Regions from separate parts of the Mus musculus genome. Here region 2 is linked to region 1. The links are chromatin loops, found by intact Hi-C in ENCODE. Cell type or tissue: heart. All regions are shown on one strand.

Region 1 (8,000 bases):
TCTTCTACTTGCCTTGTCAACCTTGGACTTCCATTCACAGCTGACCATTGTTTGGGAGTTGGACTAGACTGTAAGTCACCATAACAAATTCCCTTAGAGCCGACCCATAAGTTCTGTGACACTAGAGAACTCTGATTGATACACCCATATCCAACAGGGCTTCCTTCTGCCTGGACTTGCTCTCCCTTGTTCTCCCTCCACAATACATACTTTCTCTGTGAGGGCTCGGACAGACAGGTTATATTAGTCTCGGAGGACTCCCTGGTACACAGAACTCTCAAAATAATCTGTTGCTTAAGAACTACTGCACTCTCTGTCCCTCCCTCCCCACCCCTCACAGCTTGTCCCTCCCTTCTGTATCATCCACACTTTGAGAAACCAGAATCTAGTAGCAGATGGGATGTGAATCAGAAAAGAAGGCAGAATCAGAAAGAGAGGAAGCTCTGCCAATTGATGGGGGGAAAAAAAACCCCAAAGACAAAAAACAACAGCAACAGAAAAAAAAAAAAAAGAACCCTGAGACTAATGTAGATGTAGACAGGTTAGTCACTGCCTCAGCCACCTCTGCCCCATCTGCCATGTCAACATCAAAGGAAAAAGCTGACTTCGGGCTTAGGAGGAAGGATAAGAATTGAATCCTGCTGGCACTGTGCTTATGAGTCTCTGTTTCAGCCTCAGCATCCCGGTGTAGAGAAAGGAGATGCAGGTCAGGACCACACTGGGAGGCAGAAGCAGGAGGATCTCTGTGAGCTCCAGGACAGCCAGGGCTACCCAGAGAAATCCTGTCTCAAAAGACAAAAAGAAAAGTGGTGGTGGGGATGCCAGCTGGAGCTGAGTGTGTTGGCATAAATCCTTAATCCTAGCAGATCTCTATGTTCTAGTCCAGTCTGATTTACAGGGCGAGCCTTTGGAGTGTAAGCTCCTTGAGCCTGTGACCTCCCCAACAGAAAACAAAAACAAAAAAACTCCCCATTTTCTTTTCTTCTGTTTTCCTTTGTTCTTTCACTCATGCCTTCCCTGAAACAGAGTCTCACTATACAACACTAGCTGGTACTCACAGAGATCTACCTCTGCCTCCTGAGTGCTAGGATAAAGATATCTACCATTACAGTGGTGGCCTTTAATCCCAGCACTTGGGAGGCAGATTTCTGAGTCCAAGGCTAGCCTGGTCTACAGAGTGAGTTCCGGGACAGCCAAGACTACACAGGTACTGTAGTGGCTATTCCTGGTTGTCAACTTGACTATATTTGGAATGAACTACAATCCAGAATTGGAAGGCTCACCAGTGACCCTTATCTGGAGGCTTGGAGATAGAAGTTTCTGATCTGGATCTTGGTATGGAGATCTTGAGGCAAAGTGGCTATGGATTCCAGAAGATTAAATCTCCGAGTTCATCTGGGATTAAAGGTGTGGTGGAACACACCTTTAATCTGGGCTACACTTTCTGCTGGAGACAATATAAGGACATTGGAAGATGGGAGTCTTGCTCTTGCTCCTTCGCCTGCTTGCTGTGTGGGATTGAGTACCTGCTAGGTCCTTGGACTTCCATTCACAGCTACTACTGAACCATTGTTGGGAATCAGGCTGCAGACTGTAAGTCATCAATAAATTCCTTTATTATATAGAGACTATCTATAAGTTCTGTGACTCTAGAGAACCCTGACTAATACAGGTACACAAAGAAAAACCCTGCCTGAAAAAAACAAAAACAAAGCAAAACAAAAAAAGTGCCACCACACCCAGACAGTATTAAACAATGATTTATTTATCTTTATGTGTGTTTGTCTACACTCATGTATACATACTTCATTTGTATTATGCACCAAGGAAACCAGAGGAGGTGGGAGTGCTGGGTCCTGGGAACTGAATAAGTGCTCATAACTGTGGATCCATCTCTCCAGCCCCCACATCCTTTTCTAAAGCTAACATAAGCTGGGCAAAATGGCAGTCCAGTACTTCTGAACTGTGTATCTGTAGATATGAGTAGTTATTTCAAAGACTTTTAATTATATTAATTTATTGGAGGGGTACACCATGGATGGCATATGTAGGTCAGAAGACAAGTGACAGGGTTCACCCTCTCCTTCCACCATTTGGGTTCTGAGAATAACTTCACACACACACACACACACACACACACACACACACACACAAGCAAAAATAAATCTAAGCACTCATGAGGCAGATCTCTGAATTTAAGGCCAGGCTTGGTCTACAAAGAAAAAAAAGGGCCAGCCACGATGAAACCCTGTCTCAAAAATAAACAAAAAAAAAAAAATTTTAAGGGATATGGACATATGTGAGGTATACACACCAAAATATGTAACTCCAGACATAAAGTTTTTTTAAATACTCCATATGAGATGTAGATCAAAAAGGCTGGCGAGAATATGTCTCAGCAGTTAAGAGCACTGATGGCTTTTCAAGAAGTCATGACTGAGTTCAATTCCCAGCAAACACATGGTGGCTCACAACCATCTGAATGGGCTCTGATGCCCTCTTCTGGTGTATCAGAAGACAGTGACAGTGTACTTACATAAAATAAACAAATCTTAAAAAAAGAAAAGAAAAGAAAAGAAAAGAAAAGAAAAGAAATTTATATTGAAGGAGGAAATTTCAGTCAAGTTTTATGATTCCCTTACTCTTCCAGGGAGGCATTTGGAAGTGGGATATTCCTTTTGCCTGCATAATACAATGTAACCCTCAATTTTCTAACCTGTGAAGCAGAGCCATACCCACTCCTCTTAGCAGTCAGTTGCAGGGCTAGAGAGATGGCTCATTGGTTAAGAGCACTGGCTGTTCTTTAAGAGTCCCAAATTTTATCCCAGGTACCTACAGGGTGGCTCATTACCAGTCTTCAACTGTTTTTTTTTAAAATATTTATTTATTTATTATATGTAAGTACACTGTAGCTGTCTTCAGACACTCCAGAAGAGAGAATCAGATTTCGTTACAGATGGTTGTGAGCCACCATGTGGTTGCTGGAATTTGAACTCAGGACCTTTGGAAGAGCAGTCGGCAATCTTAACCGCTGAGCCATCTCACCAGCCCTAGTCTTCAACTGTTAATCCCGGGAAATTCAAACTCAGGCACACAAGCGAATAAAACAAAAATAATTTAAATGAAAATAAATAGCTAAGGGGCTGGAGAGACAACTCAGAGCACTCAGCTACTCTTTTTTTGTTTGTTTTGTTTCTCGAGACAGGGTTTCTTTGTATAACCCTGGCTGTCCTGGAACTAACATTGAAGAGCAGGATGGCCTCGAACTCAGAAAACCACCTGCGTCTGCCTCCCAAACTCTGGGATTAAAGGCGTGGACCACCATGCCCGCCTACGACATTAACTTCTAATTCCAAAGTCCAGAAACTTAGACTTGCTAGCGATAAAAAGACTTAGAAGATCCAGATAATAACCTTAGAAGGTATTATCTACCTAACAAGAAAGTATTTGTAAAATGAACTAAAAAAGCTTCCTCCTGTAATTTAACAAATTCAAGGGCGCCGGGACCAACGATCACCAGCTGCCCAATTACCAAAAAATTATGCTTCCGAAATCTCTTGATGTCGATTCCGCACGCACAGCAATCGAGTTGCCCTGCGTGTGCCACTCACGACAGAAGCCCTTTTTGCTCGAGCGCGTTCGGAAGCACAGTGGCATTGTCGGTCCACCCATCTTACGGTAAAGGTGAAAATAAAGTCTAACCAACTTTCAACTGTATATTGTCGAAGCTAAAAGGCAAACTATCGATTCTTCTCGGGCTGAGGGAAAGCTCTTCACAAAGAGAACTGTTGTGTCGTTTTTTGTATAGCAGTAAAGGAAAGTCCGTGAGTCAATATGCAAATCAGAGCAGTGCTTGCTGGGAATGCTCTGGCCGACGCGGAGGGAGAGGTAGGCGGCGCTGGTGCAAAACAGCTGCTCCCAGCTAGAGGTGGGATGTTGGGTTCGAGGAGCCTTTCGCTAAGTTACTAGGGTTACACGGTGCCCCAACCTGTCAAAACTGATAATGTGTAATTTAGTGCCACTTGTAGCCTCCAACTTGGACGTTATGTTCTAACATATGGGTGCTAGGAACCGAATTCAGGTCTCTGACAGGGACACACAGGAGACGGTCTGTAAAAGCAAAGAACGGAGTAAATTTATCATCAAAGACCTAGATTCTAGGTGATGGGGAGGGATTAAAAAAAGCTGACACGCGCTCTGTGTTCATATGGCGGGGCGATTTATTCTGAATTTCAATGAAATCAGATAGTTTTAAAAATAAACCGCCGGGCGTGGTGGCGCACGCCTTTAATCCCAGCACTCGGGAGGTAGAGGCAGGTGGATCTCTGAGTTGGAGGCCAGCCTGGTCTACAGAGTGAGTTCCAGGACAGCCAGGGCTATACAGAGAAACCCTGTCTCGAAAAACCAAAATAAATAAATTAATTAATTAAAATAAACCGAGTGTGATGGCTCATGCCTGTAAATCAGGAGGCTGACACAGGAGCATTACAGCAAGTTGAGTTCCAAGCCAGCCTTGGCTACATGACACCCCACTTCAACAAAAGCCAAAACACTGAACCGAGTATAATGGCACATGTAATCTTACATGGGAGGCTGCTACAGGATGACTCTGTCTTCTGGTCGGCCTGGGTTTCTGGAGGAATCTGCATCAAAGGACAAAGCACGCCCCCAAAAAGAATGGTAGATTTGTGTGACTTAGGCCCTGAGTTAAGCGATCACCATCTTGGGGCGTTCAGTTGAGCCTACCTGCAAAGGATCATCCCAGTTTGTTGACTGTGTATACCCTCTCAAAGAGGTGGGTGGGGTGGGTAGTCAGAAAACTCACTGAATAGCCAGCTGCTCTAGAATGAACAAGCTATCACGTGGGACTATTAATTGTCGGTGGTATCCAAGAAAGGTTATAGCATGTAAAACAGTAGGGGAGGGTGCTCTATTCATGCACTATAGAAGATTCGTCCAGGCTAAAAATGTGTTTGAAGGTGCAGATTTGGGGGGGACAAATTAACCATACCCCTGTTTAACCCTTCACTTGCTATGTAAATAAGCCACATAAACTAACTGGCTGCCCAGAGTGAACTGTGGTGGGATCATGCCTCAGGTTGCAGCTGGGACTGCAAATGTAGACTTTATGTCTCCTCCAAGGAAGGAAGTTTAGCAAGGGTTTCATCAGGTAGCGCAGGCTGAACTTGAGTGCCTGCTGCTTCAGCCTCCAGAGTGCTTTGGTTTTATATATATATATATATATATATATATATACTATAGCTGGCTTCAGACACACAAGAGAGCATCATGTCCTATTACAGATGGTTGTGAGCCACCATGTGGTTGCTGGGAATTGAACTCAGGATCTCTGGAAGAGCAGTCAGTGCTCTTAACCCACTTGAGCCATCCCTCCAGCTCCCAGAGTGCTTTTTAAGATTTAAAAAGTTAAAAAAAAAAAAAAAAGTGTGCATGTTAGCTCTCACTACGCTGCCTGTCTCCAGGGTCCTCTACTCTGAAAGTTGCAGAGATCCCCGTGTTCAGCTCCCAGAGCTTACTGACATCAGCCTGGCCCAGCTTTTCCTCAGGATATTGGGGACGGCATGCAGATCCTTACATTTGCACACCACGTTCCTAACGTTCCTACCCACTCGTGAGCCCTTCCCCCGCCCCTAATGTTCTTACATTAAAAAGAGTGTGTAGAAGAAGCAGATGAATACTTTTGAAACAAACAAACAAAAAAATAGACTGTTGGGCATTACACTTTAATAACGTATGGAGTTCCCTGCCCTTTATAAAGTAGGAGCTACAAAAGAAAGGAGATTCATAAATGGGAAGAGGTGTAGTTGAAACTGGTGAAGCCGGGCGTGGTGGTGCACGCCTTTAATCCCAGCACTTGGGAGGCAGAAACAGGCAGATTTCTGAGTCCGAGGCCAGCCTGGTCTACAGAGTGAGTTCCAGGACAGCCAGGGCTATTCAGAGAAACCCTGTCTGGAAACCCCAAAAAAAAAAAAAAAAAAAAAAAAAAGAAAGAAAGAAAAGAAAAGAAACTGGTGAGGAGCCCAGTGGTGCTACCCTCTGTCCATCAAGGGGCCCTTCTATAATCCAAGTGTTCATTTATCGCCACACACTTTATTTGACACATGCACCTACTGTGGAGCAGTGGCTAGCTTGAAAACCAGGCTGGCCTCAAACTCAGAAACTGACTTGCCTCTGCCTCCCGAGAGTAGGGGCCAATGGTTTGAGCCAAGATACCCATCCACCCTACCCATCCACCCAATGCTTCCTTAAATACAAATTACCATCTCAATCCTCAGTTTTCATGCCTTTCCACTGAACACTGAATAAAATCCACCCCCCATTTCCACCTGTCCCTTCCTGTCCCCTAACCAAACTTCAGCCTTACTGCTCATCTAGTCTTTTTTTTTGTTTGCTTGTTTTTTTGAGACAGGGTTTCTCTGTGTAGCCCTGGCTGTCCTGGAACTCACTCTGTAGACCAGGCTGGCCTCAAACTCAGAAATCTTGCCCATGCCTCCCAAGTGCTGGGATTAAAGGCATGAGCTAGCACTGCCTAGCGCCTGTAAACTCTTAAGGACAATGATGACTGACTTCCCCAACAGGATATACCCAGCACACAGCAAAAAACAAAAACAAAAACAAAAAAACAGTTTAGTACATCCAAGGATGCAAGCACAAAAACTGATTGGCCAAACTCTGAGAACCATGATAGAAAAATAAAGCTGGGGCTTGAGAGGTGGCTTTCTCTCGAACCTGGCAGTCTTGCAGAGGGCCTGGGTCAATGCCAGCAGTCACATGGTGGCTCACAACTATCTGTAACTTCAATTGCAAGGCTTCAGATACCCTCTTCTGACCTCTTTGTGCACCAGGAATGCACATGGTGTACATATATAAATGCAGACAAAACACTTTTCCGCATAAAATAAATCCAAAAAGAAAAATAAGGTTATAAACAGTTTGCCACTTAATGGTTAAGCCCTTGCATCCAGGATTTTGGACCAAGAGGGTGGATGAGCCTAATGGGATGAAGATACAAAGATAGAATGGATTCTTTATGGGCAGGAACCGTTGATAGCTCTGAGATGTCAGACTTCTATACACTCGTTTGCGAGATCTCTATTTTACTAAGAATCCTTGCCGGGGACTGAAACTGCCTGTTGCTTACATGCCTAGCAAAAAAAAAAAAAAAAAAAGTACTCAAATCTCAGGGCTTAGTGGTTTAACAGTTACTGTACCAGCCCGGGCTTTGGAGTAAGAATTTTCAATTCAAGTTGAGAACCTACATCCCTTAGGAATTTCACGTTTCTTCCACTATTACATGACATACTCCAAGTGAGGGACTGAACCAGTCCCTCACAGACAGCTCTCGTCCAAGTGTATGTTGACTACAGATTAACTAATAGGCACAATCAGCTTCTCTAGTCTCCAAGTTCTCGTGCTGGTTGAGAGTCCCATAGTTGGTATCTATGCAGAACTGCGGTCCCATCCTTATAGCACCACAAAGGCACCAACCAAAAATGGCGACTTGGAAGCTCTCCGAGGCCGTCGGTTACCGGTCACGCTCGTGAAAGAGATGAGTCGTAAAGAAACATCTAGGACAGGGATTCACGCCGTGGTAGGGGACGCAGAGTAGACCCACGCCACCAGCAAGCCACACAGAGCAGAAAGCCCGACCTGCCAAGCCAGGCGCTGGGCTCACAGTCCTACCACGTGTTGTAGTACCATCTGCGCCTGCGCTAGTGAGGCGCGCGCCCGGCGGCCGGAAGAGCCGCGCGTTTCCGGGTTGGAGGCGGGGAGCGGTGCCGGAAGTGCTTGGGGAGGGCCGCGCAGTCGGACCGGCTGCTGAGACGAAAGCTTCACTGGGGCAGTCTCCGCATATCATGGGGAGATAGACGCTGCTGCCTGTGAGTCTTGGGCCCTGGCAGTTGAGGACGAAGAGCGGGAGGAGGGTGTCAGGACCCAGACCCACAGCGGGTCAGTGCTGGAAGAACTAGGCTGTGGAA
Region 2 (8,000 bases), 150 kb after region 1:
ACAATTCATCGGTGTCCAGTAAATACATATTTTATCGCCTTTTTTTTTTCAACCTTTTTTTTTTTAATGCTTTCTAGAATCTACTGGGTATCTAGGTTTTTCTACAAAGCAGGTGCTTTCAGTGAGCTGAGTTTTTCTTTGTGGAGTTGTTGTTTAAAAAAAGAGAAAGGGATGTATTCTGGAGAGTCGAGGAGCAGCGTGGGAAAATGAAGTGCCGAAGACTGCAGGCAATGAATGATGTCCTGGTAATCACTCTGCTCCAATTTTCAGGTTTCCGAGGCAATGATTCGCTTGAGTTCTTTGCGGCCGCCGCCGCACCCCCCCCCCCCCCCCACACACACACACACTCCACAATCACCCAACCCCTCCATCCCAGCTGCCACACGTATCGCAGCAAATTTCCACTCTTTCTCGGTTTCCGGGATTGAGGCTCCAAGTCTCACTTCTTTTTCTTAGACTCCATCCACTGGAGGAGAAAAGCGCCTTAGCGCCTTGAGTTTTGATCCCTAGCTACCGGAGGCTGACATTTAAGAAAGAAGTTGGACAATAACTTCCAGGTTTCCACTGAAACTATGCCAGACTCCTAAGTCTCTTCTCTGCTCAGCCAGGATGCAGAGGTCTGAGGGAGGTCACTTTTGAAAGATGGACTTTGACCCGATCCAGTTACAGTAACCAGATCCCCAGGGCGCAGTCCCCAGCAGGACGTGCGGGCTCCCCTGGAGACCGCGACTCCGTGCACTGCCACAAAAGGGGGAAAAGCGGCGCAGACAAAAGGGCCCCGCGGAGGCTGGGGGGCGGAGAGCGCGAGTGTGCGCCGGCCGGCCACAGGCGGGGACACCGCCGCGGGACCGTTGTGGGAGGGCCGAGGAGGGAGGAGGCTACCGCCCGCCACGCCCTGGCTGCACTGACCGCCGCGGGCGCCGTTAACCCCCCACCCAGGCTCGGCCCGCGACCCCTAGTCGAGCCGAGCCTGCCGCTGCTGCGCGCGCGCGGGAGGTGCTCACTTTCCCAAGTTTGGGGAACTTACCCAAGTCGCCGCTGCCTCCTCGGGTTCCCCAGCACTTTCTCCCGGAAATCCTACCTGGTCTCTGGCCGCCTGGCTCCAGCCAGAGCCTTCGGCCCCAGGGGAGGGGGGGCGGAGGGAGCGGGCCGGACAGTGAGGAGGGTAGGAAGTGCCGCCGCGGAGCCTCACGGGACTTGTAGTCCACTGCAGTGGCCAGCGGTGTGGCGAGCGGGACAAAATGGCGGGAACTGCCGGCCCTCCGCTGCGAGGCGCCTGACCCCTACTCTGCCGATCTGGGCATGCGCCGCCAGAGTCCGGTGCACTGCATATAAACGGATTTGGGCACCTTGCCCAGTTCTGAGCAAGGGGAAGGTCTCGGGACTTGGGAGGACACGTTCGGGAACAGACTCTCCCGGCGATGCCCAAGAAAGGATGTGTGTGTTGTGCTCTACAAAAGAAGTCCAGTTTGTTTCAAACTATTGATAACCAGTTTTAAGTGCAAAAAACTTACAAACAAGTTACCCGCGGTGTTTTGTGAAAGTACAGAACCCAGCCTATTAAGCGCAGACATTCTACACCCCCCCCCTCCCAACTAAATTTTTTTCCCACTAACGATTACCTAGTAGAAGCCACCATCTGTTTCTAAGTGGCACTCATTCCAACCTCCAGGGCTATATCACCCTCCAGACCCCCTTCTTGCCACTGCTGGAGGATCTTTTTAAATGCCAAACCCATGGGTTACACCCATCTTAGACGGAAAAGTATACATACGATACATACAGAGGGAAACATAGAAAAACTTATACCTTTCAAATACGCAATCTATAACATTAAAAATATCAATACGCCGGGCAGTGGTGGTGCATGCCTTTAATCCCAGCATTTGGGAGGCAGAGACAGGTGGATTTCTGAGTTCGAGGCCAGCCTGGTCTACAAAGTGAGTTCCAGGACAGCCAGGGCTATATAGAGAAACCCTGTCTCAAAAAACCAAAAAAAAAAAAAAAAAAAAAAAGCAATAAATTACAACCCAGTTGTGGTGTCACACACCAGTATTCCTAAATGCTCTGGAGACAAGGGTTGGATTATTGCTGAGTTCAAAATCAGTTTGATCTACAAAGTTCCAGGCCAAGCCAACCAGAATTACATAGTGAGACCCTGTCTCAAAACAAACAAACCCAACAAAAACCAATGCAGGCCAGCCAGCTGCTGTCTGGTAATATAATAATAACAACAGTGACAACGACGATGACAACAACAACAATAATAATAATGGCTGGAGAGATGGCTCAGTGGTTAAGAACTTGCTGTTCTTTAAAGGGGCTGAGTTCTGTTCCCAGCACTATATATCAGGTAGCTCACAACTCTAACTACAGCTCCAAGGGTTGTGAACCTCTGGCTATGTGAGCACTTGCACTCATGTGCACATACTGCATGCAAATACTCACCTACACACAACTGGAATTAATAAAAAATAAATATTTAAAAAGTAACAATGTAGGCTGGTGAGATGGCTCAGCGGTTAAGAGTGCAGACTGCTCTTCCAAAGGTCCTGAGTTCAAATCTCAGCAACTACATGATGGCTCACAACCATCTGTTTAGCTACAATGTACGCATATACAATAAATAAATAAATCTTAAAAAAAAAAAGAACAAAAAGGTAAATTCAAGTCATTTGCAGGTTCCTTTTCAGCTTCAAGGAGCTCTTTCATTAATTCTCAGTGAACTCTGCTTGCCCTTCTAAAATAGATAAAATAAGATGAAAAGACAAGTTCTAGAGCAGGATTAACATAGTTGCAAAGCATATAATCAACAAAAGACCAGTATGGAATATACAACAAAACTATCTCAGTTAAAAGATAACCTGGAGAGATGGCTCAGCAGTTAAGAGCACCGACTGCTCTTCCAGAGGTCCTGAGTTCAATTCTCAGCAAGCACATGGTGACTCACAACCATCTGTAATGGGGATCCAATGCCCTCTTCTGGTGTGTCTGAAGACAGCAACAGTGTACCCACATACATGAAATAAATAAATCTTTAAAAAAAAAAAAAAAAAAAAGATAACCCAGAGACTAGGGAAGTAACTCAGTGGTAGGATGCTTGCCTTGCACACAAGATGTTCAAGGTTTAAGTCATAGTATAAATAAATAAATAAATAAATAAATAAATAAATAAATAAATGGTGTGTGTGTGTGTGTGTGTGTGTGTGTGTGTGAATTTTCAATTATTCAGGATTTCTCTGTGTGTAGCTCTGGCTATCCTTGAACTCACTCTGTAGACCAGGCTGGCCTGGAACATAAAGATTCATCTGCCCCTGTCCTAAGTGCTGGGATGAAAGCCATGTGCCAACTCTGCCCAGTGACACTCTATTTTTTTTTTACAGAAGGCTTGAATACACTTTGTAGCAAGAAAGATAAACAGTTTACAAATAATACATGAAGGGTGCTAGATATATACAAATTAAAACCAAATAAGAAGATAACCTACTAGGAGAGACCAATATGGCTACAGCCAGGGCTGAAGAAATAAATGATCTGGGGCTTAAGAGTTCTTGCTGCTCTGGCAGACCTGGGTCCTAGCACCTACAAGGCAGTGACAACCTTCTTAAACTCTTGTTGTAGGAGATCTGATGCCCTCTTCTGGCATCCATGGGCACTGCATGCATATGGTACACACACACATAGGCAAAACATTCAAACACACATAATTAAAAAAATAAACCGGGCGTGGTGGCACACGCCTTTAATCCCAGCGCTCAGGAAGCAGAGGCAGGTGGATTCCTGAGTTCGAGGCCAGCCTGGTCTACAGAGTGAGTTCCAGGATCAGCAAGGACTACACAGAGAAACCCTGTCTCGAAAAACCAAAAAAAAAAAAAAAAAAAAAGTAAATCTTATTTTTAAAAGTACTTATGCCCTGAGTTGTCCAAGGAGAGAACCGAGGCCTCCACCCTCCATATTTTCCCTGTAGCCCACATGTACTCTCCAATCAATCAATCAATCAATCAATCAATGTACTTTTTTCCTCAATACTTCCTTGTTATATTGCTGTCTCTAAAACAACAAGTCATGAATGTTAGCGTGTACCTCAACATCATCTCACGAAATTGGAGGTGTGCAGGCTGGAGAAATGATGGCTTAGTGCGGTTAAGAGCACTGACTGCTGCTCTTCCAGAGATCCTGAGTTCAATTCCCAACAACCACATGGTGGCTCACAACTATCTGTAATGGGACCTGATGCCCTCTTCTGGTGTGTCTCAAGACAGCCACAGTGTACTCACATACACAAAATAAGTAAGTAACTCAGAAAGAAAGAGAGAGAGAGAGAGAGAGAGGGAGAGAGGGAGAGAAAGGGAAAGAGGGAGAGAGAGGGAGAAAGAGAAAGAGAGAGAGAAAGGAGGAAGGAAAGAAAAAGAGAAAGAAAAAGAAAATGGAAGTGTGTACAGAAATCATGACAACTCTGGAGATGCAAAGGTGGGTTGTGGACACCAGATGGTTATGCCCTTCAGGCAACATCTATTATTAAATTGTAATTAAATGTACTGTACAAAAATGCATGGCTTGTCATACTTAAAATTGTTTTTCAGAAAAATAGTTCCTTTATTAGTGATAAATTATTTCTGTGCTGGCAAAACGAGCCAGCTCAAATAAGATTAAAATATATATAATAAACTCAGGCTTACTGGGAAACTTCTCTGAGTGGGTGAGTTCACTGGTCCCAAGGAACCAGGCCAGGAAAGTCACCATGGAGAAGGAGACATAGGAGAAGAGGAAGAGAAAGAGAAAGACACCTGCAGAGAGGGAGAGGAGAGAGAAAGACAGAGAGACCAAAATGTCTGAATTATATAGGGAGGAGGCTCTGGGGGAAAGTTCAGGTTAGAGGGTGTTGTATGCCAGAGGGATGCTGGGAGCAAGCACTTTCTCGGCCCAACCCCTCTTATCTTTTGTTTAAGGCTTTCCTGTTCTATTTGCTTCTCAGAGAAGCAGAACGGCCTCCTATAATAAGGTCTTCTTGTGTTGGGCTGTTTTGACCTTGTTTAAATGTTTTGATCTGTGCTTGTACATTTAGGGAGGAGAGTTGAATAATACTTGTTAGAAATGGTCCTTGACTTTATTTTAACTTGAAATACAGAGCTGGGGGCCGGTGAGATGGCTCAGTGGTTAAGAGCACCGACTGCTCTTCCAAAGGTCCTGAGTTCAAATCCCAGCAACCACATGGTGGCTCACAACCATTCATAACAAAAATCTGATGCCCTCTTCTGGAGTGTCTGAAGACAGCTACAGTGTACACACATATAATAAATAAATAAAATTTTAAAAAAATGAAATACAGAGCTGCATGTATCCCAAGCTGGTCTCAAAGTCACCACGTAGCTGACAATTACCTTGAACTTCCGATCCTTCTGTCTCCACAGCTCCCACCCCTAAGGCTGGGATTACAATTGAAGGCTACCAGACTGTCTTTATGTGGTGCTGAGAATTAAACCCAGGGCTTTGTACATTCGAGGCAAAACCCTCTGCCAACTGAGCTGCAGCCTCAGCCCAAGAAATGGCGTTTTGTTATCTCTGCTTTAGAGAGTACTGGGTTCTGAAAACAAAGCTTTTCTTGTCTCTCAATTAGTGGTGATCTAGAAGCAGACAAATCCCAGCGCTTGTTAAACTTTACTCTATAGATTCAGTTTTGTTAAAACAAACAAAAGAAGCCAAGCAGTGGTGGCGCATGCCTTTAATCCCAGCACTCGGGAGGCAGAGGCAGGCAGATTTCTGAGTTCGAGGCCAGCCTGGTCTACAGAGTGAGTTCCAGGACAGCCAGGGCTATACAGAGAAACCCTGTCTCAAAAAAATAAAAAGAAAGAAAGGAAGAAAGAAAGAAAGAAAGAAAGAAAGGAAGGAAGGAAGGAAGGAAGGAAGGAAGGAAGGGAGAAAGAGAGAGGGAAGGAGGGAGGGAGGGAGGGAGGGAGGGAGGGAGGAAGGAAGGAAGGAAGGAAGGAAGGAAGGAAGGAAGGAAGGAAGGAAGGAAGAAAAGAGCTGGGCAGTGGTGGCACATGCCTTTGATCCCAGTACTCAAGAGGCAGAGGCAGACAGATCTCTATAAATTTGAGGCCACTCTGTTCTACAGATAGAGTTTCAGGACAGTCAGGGCTACACTGAGAAACCTTGTCTCAAATATTTTTTCCATGTTGTTTTTGAAAAATAGAATTTATGAAGTGAAAAGTTGGCTATTATTTGTGTGTGTGTGTGTGTGTGTGTGTGTGTGTGTGTGTATTTTAAGACAGAAGCTCAGGTAGGCCAGGCTGGCCCCAATACTTGGTCAAGAATTACCTTGAACTCCACCTGTCTCAGCCTCCTGAGTGCTGGGATGACAGCTGTCATATGACAGATAACATTAACAGAGACTGTTAATGTTGCTGCCACCTGCAAGCCACAGTACTCCCTAGCAGGTTCACATATCCTGCCCTCGACCCCCTACGAGGTGGGGAAGATTTTTTAGGTCTCCGTGTCTCCGTGGACCTTTGGATTAATTGGAGAAAGTTCTTTTTGTTGTTGTTGCTGTTTTGGGTAGTTTTTTTGGGGTGGTGGTGGATTGTTTTGTCTTTAGCAATTTTCCCTTCCCCCATCACCCTGCAATCTGCCCACAAAACAATTGTAATTAGGGGTTCCTAACAGTGGGGTCTGTGACACCAGATTGGGTTTGCAACTTGTTCTCCACCCCCATGAGTAACACTCAGTTTCCTCATCCCTAAAATACATATGATAACAAACAGTAGTTCCTTCCCAGACTTGCGGTCAAGGGTGGGATCAGGGCCAAGGGAGCACAGTGCCTGACACACAGCGATCCTGCAACAAACGATAAGAGTTGTCAGGCAGAGCATTGGCTAAACAGACAGGTGGTGCCTTAGCACAGCAGATCAGCCGGCAGACCTTTAGCATCTGTTTGTACCGCTTATACCTTGTGGCCTCGGGCAAGTGTCTCAACCTCGCTGAACCTTGCATGACCTTACAGGTGGCTTAAGAGATTAATGAGGTCATCTATGTGAAGTACTGAGACAGATCCTGGCATGGAGTCGACAGATAATAAATGAGGTGACGATAGAGTGATGATTAACACAGAAATAGTTACCAAGCATAGCTACAGGTTGAACAGCACAGACTGCAAACAGGCAGGCTCTGGGGAATCATAGCCTCTGGGCATTCTTCAAATTGTTGGCCAGCTTTAAAAATAGAAATTCACACATACACTTGGTGCACAGATATATAGACAGGCAAAACACCTGTACACATAAAAGAATAATATTTTTTAAATAAAAATTCATCTGGGTGCAGATGTGTTCACTTTTTTTTTTTAAAGATTTATTTATTATTATATGTAAGTACACTATAGCTGTCTTCAGACACACCAGAAGAGGGAGTCAGATCTTGTTACGGATGGTTATGAGCCACCATGTGGTTGCTGGGATTTGAACTCTGGACCTTCGGAAGAGCAATCGGGTGCTCTTACCCACTGAGCCATCTCACCAGCCCCCAGATGTGTTCACTTGTAATCCCCAACCTATGTGGAAGGTTGACACAGAAAGGTTGTTAGTTTGAAACCAGTCTGGGCTACATGGGTAGCATGCCCCTCTCAGAAACAAAGCAAACCAGAAGGCAATCTGTATGGAGTAGATTACCTGTAATCCCAGGACCCCAAAGGGAGGAGAAGGAGGGTAGAAAGGATACGGCCAAAGGGCTAGGATTTAGTTCAAGGGCAGCCTGCTGCTTGGCGGGCAGAACACCCTAGGCTCAAAGCCCAATACCACAAAGGGGTAGAGGGCTGGGCTTTAGCTCAGTTGGTAGAGTGCATAAAACCCAGCCTTCACATTCTAGCACTTGAGTAGTGGAGGCAGCGGATCAATTGAATGTCATCCTCTGCTACATGGCCAATCCTTAGTTAGCCTAGAGTTAGGAGGACCTGTGAAATCCATCAGCCGAAGCCACATAATGAGAACCTGTGTCTCAAAACAGAA

What was found. A loop is a pair of places that touch in the nucleus more often than their neighbours do. Peaks named below come from ENCODE experiments on the same cell type or tissue, not always from the same donor. Only the 100,000 strongest peaks of a DNase experiment are listed, where the experiment ranks them.
Region 2: it touches region 1 in a loop (2.3-fold over the local background); 7 of 42 quality-filtered maps call a loop at or near these places.

The regions. Positions count from the first base shown.
Region 1 is chr4:132,266,587-132,274,586 of GRCm38, forward strand. Taf12 (TATA-box binding protein associated factor 12) reads left to right here and starts at 7,789. Exons shown (of 6, transcript NM_025579.3): 1 at 7,789-7,901. Gm28874 (a long non-coding RNA gene) reads left to right here. Exons shown (of 2, transcript XR_390809.4): 2 at 1-522. Rnu11 (U11 small nuclear RNA) reads right to left here and starts at 3,600; the gene lies at 3,493-3,600. In heart, CTCF peaks have their summits at 2,508 (motif pointing left) and 3,888; DNase peaks (open chromatin) are centred at 3,605, 3,895 and 7,755; H3K4me3 peaks cover 1,958 bases; H3K27ac peaks cover 2,111 bases.
Region 2 is chr4:132,421,318-132,429,317 of GRCm38, forward strand. Phactr4 (phosphatase and actin regulator 4) reads right to left here and starts at 1,129. Exons shown (of 13, transcript NM_001161797.1): 1 at 1,028-1,129. In heart, a CTCF peak has its summit at 3,644 (motif pointing left); a DNase peak (open chromatin) is centred at 1,274; H3K4me3 peaks cover 1,819 bases; H3K27ac peaks cover 3,345 bases.